2 separate regions of the Mus musculus genome follow, and region 2 is linked to region 1. A link is a contact called in ENCODE Hi-C or POLR2A ChIA-PET data. All regions are on one chromosome and are shown on one strand. The core of a region is the stretch at or near the end of the contact, and the rest is flanking DNA. Distances in the headings are between cores, read along the strand shown. Region 1 overlaps Calcrl (calcitonin receptor-like). Region 2 holds the start of Calcrl (calcitonin receptor-like).

What was found. A loop is a pair of places that touch in the nucleus more often than their neighbours do. ChIA-PET counts read pairs that join two places held with the same protein, here RNA polymerase II (POLR2A).
Region 2: a map of heart shows a loop between it and region 1 (8-fold over the local background). The contact joins the promoter of Calcrl here to the enhancer-like site in region 1. A Hi-C loop is called at or near these places in 6 of 37 maps with a recorded cell type or tissue (heart and v-Abl transformed pro-B cells). POLR2A ChIA-PET finds 5 or more read pairs at or near these places in 1 of 5 experiments (embryonic stem cell).

Annotation. Positions count from the first base shown.
Region 1 is chr2:84,383,393-84,388,252 of GRCm38, forward strand. The region is part of intron 2 of Calcrl (calcitonin receptor-like); the gene reads right to left. Among named protein-coding and RNA genes, the nearest start is that of Calcrl, 39 kb to the right of the region's middle. Within about 2 kb of position 3,424, at least 1 of the 3 ENCODE cell types and tissues checked has a DNase peak (open chromatin) inside an H3K27ac peak, as active enhancers do; it is heart, where a contact is called at or near this core.
Region 2 is chr2:84,422,720-84,427,593 of GRCm38, forward strand. It overlaps Calcrl (calcitonin receptor-like), which reads right to left and starts at 2,547. Exons shown (of 16, transcript NM_018782.2): 1 at 2,351-2,547.

The DNA.
Region 1 (4,860 bases), core at 2,174-4,673:
AGCATAAGAGAAAGGAAATTATCAACCTTACCAGCTGTGAAACCTGTGAGCTACAAGAATGATTGTCCTGGCAAAGCATGCCCACTGGTACAGTAGTGGCAAACTCCTGCCTGGTACCAAACTAAGTCAAAATGTCATGACTATCTAGAAAATAATATGATTATTAGGCTAAATGGACACAGTAATAAACTGTAACCCCCTCCCAAGTTCTTATCTTTATAACCATATAGTAGTGTATCTCTCAGTCCTCAGCAGGAGAACTCGCTTTGCAATTAATGACTATTATTATACAGACTCACTATTAGTCAACAAGCAGAGAATGAGAGACTGGGAAACTCAACCTTGAATGGAGTATTTATATCTCAACCCTACCATTAAGAGGGGTTTGCAAGAAATAGCAGGCAGGAAAACTGTAAGAGCCAGAAAAGGTGAATGACGATCAGCAAACAAGACAGATCGCCATATGAACTGATTGTGACAGCATGGAGAAGACCTGCACCTGCTCAAGCTAACAGAATCCCAGAACGGAATGGAGGGAGTTGGCCAAGAAGTTTCACCACTGTCTCAGTAGCTCTTGGCAACTGATAGCATCTGGCAGAAAAAAAAGGATGTCTTTATAGGTGTGACCCTGTGTGGTTGACCTCACTCTGAGGGTTGGCCCCATACTCAAGAGTGTTTGAGAAACACCAAGTGGGTCAATAGGGAGACAGAGAAGGTGGGAGAGAAAGAGGAAGGAAGGGGAGAGGTTACAGAGACGGAGAGAAACAGGGAGAAAGAAATTGAATGGGCAAGGGGATGGGGTGGGTCTGAAAGGAGATTGAAGAGGAATGCTGAATGTGATCCAAATGTACTGTATTGATCAAATAATTCATAATACTATTTTCAAAAGGAACACTTGCTGTTCTTTCAGAGCTCCTAGGCTTGCTTTCTTCACCCATATCAGGCAGCTCACAAATACCTGTTACTCCAGTTTCAGGATATCTAAATCCCTCTAGCCTCCTTGGGTACCTGTATGCATGTGAGAATCATAAACTCACACAGAAGACAGACAGACAAAGTTAAACAAATCATTTTAAAATGATGTATATCCCTAAAATCTTAAAACAAATCTCCTGACACTGATTTTGTCTGTTTGTTCTTAATGTCTTAGAAATATTCTCCTTGGGTCTCCAATTGCTAATAGTTCAAGACTCTTAAGTTTGAATCTGACAATTAAAATGGAACATTGGGCTATATAAGAGTAAGCCTACATAAACTGAAGTTCTAGCAATCTTTTTTTTTGTATACAGTTTATGGAAATAGTATCATATATATATATATATATATATATATATATATATATATATATATATAGAGAGAGAGAGAGAGAGAGAGAGAGAGAGAGAGAGTATAATATATATTAACTTTATACAATATATTACTATAGTAATATATATAGTATAATATATATGTGTGATTCTACTGAAGTTAGAATGCTGTATATATATGACTTTAAAAACAAGGTGGCTATGGAGCCTCCTAATTTAACTCTAAGGCATGCTGGGATAGCCTTGAATGACATTGAGTTCGAACACAAGGCAAAGAACCCCAGTGGCTGACTTGCTTATCTAATGAGCATTCCAGGCAGAACAGCTGAATAGCTGTTAGAGAGATTCATTTGTGATTGGGTTTGGGATTTCATTTTACACTCTGGAGTATTTACTCATGGGAATAATCTTTCCATTGTGGGCATAATTAGCCATTTTCCGGTCATTTTAGCCACACTCTTTTTATTTGAAGAGGCAAGTGGCCAATATCAGCCAGATTAGTAAAAGGTGGGAGGGAGCTTAAAAAAAAAATGTAGCTTTGTGCTTGATGGAAAGCTCTCCACATCTGATGAGGAAAGAATTAATTGAAGTAAGATGTGACTGAACTCAGGTCAGGCAAGCAAAACCTCTGATTTAGGCTGTGTGAGGCATAGTTATATAGTCAGAGTTACACAGTCAGAATTCTTCCTTCTAGTGATTCTCAGAATAGCACATCTTCCAACTGGAGCTACACAACAAGCAGGGCATGGTTTCAGAACATTCTGACGTACTCCTTTACCGCACGTAAAGTTCAGAGCAGAGGAGGGACAGTCAGATAAGCACTACGCACTGCAGAGAAGTCTATGACATTATCAGAACCCTTGAATCTGGCACATTTAATGTCAGTTACAGTTCTAATATTCCTCATCAATATGAATACAAAACTGAATTTTAAGTTTTGTTATTTTGTTTTCTAAACATTTTTGAGGAATGTTATTGGAGTAGAAATTTCAAAGATTTTAGAACAAGAAAGCTCACTTTTCACTCTGGCTTGACTAGTATGAAATTGTTACAAAATGAGGTGACTATTTCTTTCCACCGAACACTCTAGATATAAAAGGACTTTTTTAATCAAAGTAAAAGATTATCATTCCTTGCCTAGTATATTCTGTACCCTGGAAATAATTCTTAGCTAACACTTTTAAATCCTATGGAACTATCAAGTGAGTGTTAAGGGGAAGTATATGTTCTCTGATGATCAATACTTAAAGTATGTCTGTGGAATATGTTAATATTCAACACAAAGAGTAAACCTTATTATTCTCTGAAGAAAGTATTTAAGGCCATTTTGTCTTCATGATTTAGGAAATACTCTTTTAGACTTGACATCAAAAGGAAGGGCAAGTCACAATGACAAAAAATAGATTGACTACATCAAAATTATAGATGCTTGTGTACAAATGGCGCCATTGTGGAAGAAAGGTTCTGAGGGCATCTCAGTGGTAGAAGAGTGAGCCAGAATGAGCAAGATCCTAGATTCAATGTACACACACACTCATACACTCTCACACACATACACACTCATATACTCACACAGTTACATGCATACACACTCGTACACACACACTCATAACTCACACACACACACACATTCAGACACACACACACATACACACAGGAAATGAAAACAAAAAGGCAACCCAACACAGAGGGACAAATTTGCAAATCACATGTGTGATAAGGGATCTTTAATACAAAAAGAATTTTTACTACAGAATAATAATAATAATAATACTTCAATTTTTAAAGGCTAAAGGATCTGAGTGATGACCAATGAGCGCTATGGTTGGAGGGCACCACAACAGAAAGAACTGAATTAAAGGGTCGCAGCACTAGGAAGATTGAGGAACACTGGTAATGAATTCAAAGTCAGCGAAGATATATATGAGCAGAGGGTAAAAAGCCCAGCTCTCTAGGGATAAAGACCTAGAAACACAAGGGCAAGGATACAGGAGCGAGCCAGGCAATGTGACTGAAGATACAAGGCACTGTGAGGAACTTGGGATGCTCAGGGAACTCACCAGCGGACACTTGGGTGTGAAGCTTTCGGTATCCGCTGCACAGGCTCTCTGACACCCTGGGAGCTGCTGTAATTTTGCACATCCCAAACACTACTTAATTTAATGATCAACTCCTGGGATTATGTCTGGGTTGTGATTTAAAAATAGACTTTCCAGTGTAAAAGAAGTCGGCAGGAAGGGGCTCCTTGCTGAATTAAGCTGTGTTTAAGTGAGAACCGCCACTGCGGAACAACACGTTCCCTGTGAAGATGGCAAACCGGTTTCAGAGGCTCTAACCTTTACGAGCTGCTATTATCAACCCAATTGTATGTTTTTTCCTGTTGCACAAACATGTTCCCAAAAGACTTTTAAAATAGCTTTCTTTCCTGCTAAAACGTTGGGCCAAGCACTTTTTCTGACTCGCAGCTCTAAGTGGACCAGGATGTGTTAAAGGAAAAAAAAAAAAAAAAAAAAAAAAAAAAAAAAAAACTGCCCTGTCACGCTTGACAGGTTTAATAGGCCTTAACATCATTGAAATGTTTCCTAACTTCACAGCCTCCTGGCTCTTTCTGGGAATCTTCCCATAGTGTGTCCTACCCAAAACAAAACCTATCCGGAAGAAACAAACGCAGCACTTCCCAACGCCCCACCCCCACCCCCTTTCAACCCAGGCATCCAGGGAAAAGTCTGTTCACCCAAGCACGGTTTGCTCCAAGTGAAAAAAAAAATCAAAACAGAAAATACAACTTGTTTGTAAACACTTAAACAACCTAAAAGAGGAAGAAAAATTAGGTGCTATTTTTAGACCCCGCACCTTGAGGCCAAATGAGGATGTGCTCTTAAACCCAGGAAGTGAAGACCAGCCTGGAAAATACGTCTTCAATAAAGAAATGGACGCAATTCTCCAGAACTGGTTTTAAGGTACTTGGTACTTCTGAAGATATGTACTAAGTCTCTTTTTCACTTTATCTCTTTTTAAATATCTTTTGTTGTTTCTGAAAAGCAAGAAAACACATGCACGAACAGGCTGAATCTGTCTGGGCTGTTTCGAAAGACTGCCGCGTAGATATCTCTCTAACTACAATGCAGAGTTATATCACCAGCTACGCGTCCGTCTGCCTTCCACACAGTTTCCTTGACAAAAGCCTTTCTAAACTACAAAACAATGGCAATCTCAAAGGGAAATAGATGAAAATAAGCAAAAGATAAACACTATCTAACCCATATTTTGGTGATGGCCATGCCTGGGAAATTCTATGAGGCATTTTGGGGCAGGAGTCAAAATGATTATGTAGACAGTATGGCAATTTGGCATTTAAAACCCAATTAGAAATAACAGTATAAGTGTTGTATTTGATGGGAGGGCTATCAGGCCGACACTAGAAGTGAAAAACAGGGCAGAGAGTACAGATTCCATGTAGAAGGCTGCAGGGACATTTGCTAGCAGGGGACAAAGGCGGTGTGATCTGTGGCATCTCTCCAGGCTTCTGCAGTTGTAAGACAGGAGCAGCAAG
Region 2 (4,874 bases), core at 1,297-3,796, 38 kb after region 1:
ACTTAGGTTCTTGGACTATATTTGAATTCTGAAAAGGTGGCAGCACTGTACCTCTGAAAGCAGAATTAACTTGATTCATTCAAAGTTGTACATAAACCATGAAATGCATTTTTGGTTTAGTGAATTTGTTTCTGATACTCTAAAGGGGATTGTCTTAATTTATCTACAAAATTTCAAAACAATTCTGAATAAATAGTTACTATCAAAATGTAAGCAGAGATAAAACTGATAACATGTTATTATTGTACTGGCTCCAAATAGCCATCTAAATATATCGAGTTACAAATAGAACATTTTAGGTAAGACGTATTTCGGATCACGTGGGTCATGACTATTGTGAAGTCTGTGTTTTTAATTGATGTATTTAGAACTTGCCTAAGACTATACCCATTGATTTTTTTTGAAGCTACAAGGAAATATTGCTAGTTAGTTAAACTGATGTTGCAGATAAAAACATGGTTTGATTCTCAGACATTGTTTACTCATTTTAAAAGCCACACGTACTCTAGAAGGATACAAATTCCTATTTTAATGTTCTTGTTATTAACTCAGATAATTTCTTTGCCTAATGACCATCAATATTCATTGCCTGGCATTTTTCTGCTATAACTTTTGGTAATTAGGATTGTTTTAAATGATGCTACAAATATAGGTGAGAATATTAAAATAAATCATACAAGATGGTTATATGCTTTGAAACATTAATTCAATAAAAATCAGAAGAGTTTGTGGAGGTACTAATTTACAATAGTTTATTAATATAATACTTAATTTCAGAAAATCATCTGGCTTAGAATAATGCTTTTCAACTTCTGTTCCTATGAATGACACTGGGTTATTTAATGTGCTGATTTCGCTTCTTTCTCCAGTTATTTAATGACTATTTGTAACAAGTCCTATCTTAAACTCACCTTGTCTGTTTTTATACATCAGGGAACTCGGTAGTATAAATAAAAATAAAATAAAAACATAAATCAGCCGCAAAGCTTTTAAAAATTACAAGTGTACAAATTAATGTTTCAATTACATTGAAAAACATGTGGAAACTGAGCCAAAAATCACTGAGGAGTTACTCAGGATGAGTTTGTAATATTTTGTTTATTTGCCAGACTACTAGAAATTGAGCTCAGAATGCTAGCATTGAAAGGCATCTTGCAGCTTATATTTCACTTAAGTAAGAAAACGTAGAATTTAATAAATTATGCTAATAAGCACAATTTTAATCCAAAACTGATATCTCCCATTCCTTAGCAATAACCTGTGATGCCGCTCTGACAGCCACTTGTTAAGTAGGCACTAGCTCCTTAGATTCTCAGGACAGTCTGTACTGTGGCAAGAGAGACCTGCAGCTGCTTCATCTCAGCATCATAGCTGAAAATCTAATTTAATTCCTCTGCTTAATGAGCTAATCCACTTGCTTATCGTGCCTCTGTTTATGTATTTATGGAGACTCCTTTCACACTCTTCCCCCACAAGTTTCCAGTATAATTGAAGTAACACAACTCTAAGCTTAAGAGTTTAAAAACCATGAAGTAATGTAGAAATCACTACATTTTCTTAACCCTGGGCAGTTGTGGGGTTTATGGTTGGTTGGTTGTTGGTTGGGTTTTTTGTTTGTTTGTTTGTTTGTTTTGTCTTGTTTTTGTTTTCCCCTTACCTTATTTGTAAGACACCCATGATCTTAATACAGTGGAGACAATTCATGAACACCCCCCCCAAAAGAAAAAAACCCAATACAAACAACAACAAAAACAAAGGAAAACCAAAAATGGGGTATTTACACAAATCTAGCAACAAAGAACAATGAAAATTCCATTGGTTCCCTAGTTAGAGGTGTAAATGTCAAAAGAAGCGGAAAGCAAACAGAAGTCCAAGCCGGTGGCTTTTCTTCTTAATCCAACTTTGTGTTCAGCCACACAGGAAGACTCTGGAACCCCATAGTCTTCTGCCATCCCTTCCTTAGAATACTGATTATGTGGAAAATTTAAAGACCCTTCCTGGGGTGCAAATGTTTTCCAGCTGTCAGGACTTGAGCTGGTAGTACAACTAACTTTAAAAAGGCATTGTTTCCTGATTAAGGTATTTGTTCAGAAACTTGCCTTATAGCCCGCTCACATCGTTAATAATTGGTAAATTTATTTTCTAAAGTATCACTGTAAATACTCTTATGCACTAGTAGTACATTTTGTATGCATTCTGGAGTAAGACTCTCTAGTATCCCTTTGTAGACTAAATGAAGCGGTTTCAACATTATTTCAATGCCACTTACTAAATTCTTGTTAGAAACATTGTCATAATACTTAAGAATAGTGCTGAGAATACATACGTTTATTTTGAATAATACACTTACCTGGCACAGCTCCTAAGGAAATTCTGTGGGAATAGTCTCAGGAGGGAGTTTGATTTTCTGAGATACTGCACAAGAGTTTCCCGGAGGCGAGGTGTGGAAAGCTTTGCAATGTGGTCCTGCAGGCAGCGTGAGGTCCAGGCAACAGAGCCCGCCGGTCCTAAGGCAGAAGTGCACGCTGCGAAGAGAGGGCTTGTTCTGAGTAGATGGGGAGTGTTGTCAGATTGTAAGCGATCAGCAGCAGAAGGGAAACATCACAGCTTCCTGTTACATCACCCCGCCCCGCCTGCACTTAGTGTTAGGTTACTTTCTTTCTCAAATAGCTTACCCCAGGAAAGGAGCAGCAACTCCCTTCTCACTCTGACAAGAGCAAGAAGCAGCCTGAACAGACAGAGATCCTTTGCTGTATGAACACATTGTTACCAGCAAAAGCTGGCTGCCTTTCACCTAGACTGAGTTCTGTTAGAACTTGCTGCCTGGGATTTGAAGGCGATCTTGGTGTAAAAGAATCAAAGGAGTTAGGAGTGTGGGTGTGTGTCGAATTAAGGTTCACAGAACAACCAGGAACAATTTATCAGTCACATCTTTTTTTCTTAAATGTGCATGGAATTTTGAGCATCAGAATTACTAATTCGGACTCAATTTTGAGCACTAATATCTGATGCAACTCCACAACCAGTTTTGCATGAGAAGATGAACAGGCTTCGGGCTGTCCTTTCTAGGAGTTCCTGAGTTGTATGTCCTGTAAAGCCAGACTGTGTATAGAGTATGAAATCATTGTACATACTTTTAAATATCTGACATAATTATATCATTTTATATAATCTAAACATTATACTAGTTGTACCTCAAAATAACCTTCAAGGAAAGGTGGCTTTAGTTTAACATGATACTATGAAATAATTTCATACAATAAATGAACTTCAATTTAAAAAAAAGTTTTCCCTCTAAACATAATTATATCATAAAGTAAGAAATCATTGCGTATGATCAGGAAAAAAAGCCTATAAACCTGAAATATACTTGTTAGTTTTATATAATATGATAAATTATGAGATTTGGCAATAATCATAACTCCTGAAGCCAGACAGCACTAAAAGTCACATGATCTTTGCATCAAATGTCTCACGTATAAACTGGAAAGGATGGATAAAATAATATAATTTGTCTGTTTAAACTTTGAATCAACATATTTTATAACATTTAGAAAATGGCAAGTTCTAACTAGCTACTACAATCTTGCTGCTTCACCTTGGAGGAACAGACGAATAGCGAAGCTACTACAACCAAGTAGCAGATGAGGAGCTCAAAGTCCTAGCAGATGAGGAACCGCACTAAAGACACAGGGTGCAGAATCTCTGGATATCGTGTTCCTGAAAGACACCGCCATTTTTAAATGTTTCCTATCTTGATCCATGGAGGAGATTTATTGCAGAATCTTTAATTCTGTATATGGATATAGAATAGGATGCATCCGTTTAGAAATATGGGACATAATTGACCATCTCCATCACTGAAAATGGAAAGTCTGTGTAAGAAGCTGAACTACACAATGTAGTTTTAAGAGACGGCGATAAACTGGGAAGTTACTTTGTGGACACTTTAGTTTTGCTTTCTATAGGGAACTGTTGAATTATATTTTCCTGTGCTGTTTCCTTCAGCTCATGGGGTGAAAAGTCAGCATTATAAATCACTACTGCCTCCTAAAATAATAACTCATTAATCAGAAAAACAGTAAAACACATTCTTGGGTGAAACCACAGAGTTCTGATGTGGAGTCGCATGTTGCACAGGGGCTCAGGAGGAAAGCAGTAGAGAGTAATCATGTCCCCTTGCAGATGTTTATACTCACTGGGACAATACTGACAGAACTTTTAAGTATGATGTTTACAGCTTAAAGTTCAGGCAAAACAAATACTAGATTTTAACTTCTAAATGATCATCATATATGCTCCTGTATCCATTTCTAAGAATATCTGACCTCTGAGACACAGACTGGTGTATACAAAGCTACATACATTTCCAGTAAGTATTAAAGCATTAACATGTTTTTGATTCACTCATTGGATTTGTTCAAACACAGCAGAGTCTTAGTAAGTAAAGGGGTTCGTTCTTTTAGATGATGCCTGAAAGATCACAAGCCGGCAATCATTCTCCTGTATAATAGATATACATGGTGCTGTTGTAAATGGGAAATTTAATACAACCTGTAGTGTTTAGTATAAATTATTGGTTGTGTATGTAGGTTTATGGCTGTGGTGCATGAAGAGTCTGGATAATTCTTGTTAGTATCATACATGTGTCTTTCATAGAAAGAAAAGTAAACATACTTCCCAATAATAAGGTCATTAAAAGTTACCACGTTATGAACATGAAAAAAATATGAATACATGCTATAAGGACTTTGGGGAAGCTGGACTGTGCTGAGACATGTAGAAACAAGTGAAAAGATTGAAGAAACTTCTCAAGTGTGTGCTTTAGTATGACACAAATGTTTGGATAGCTATGGTAAAGCTAAATGAAACTG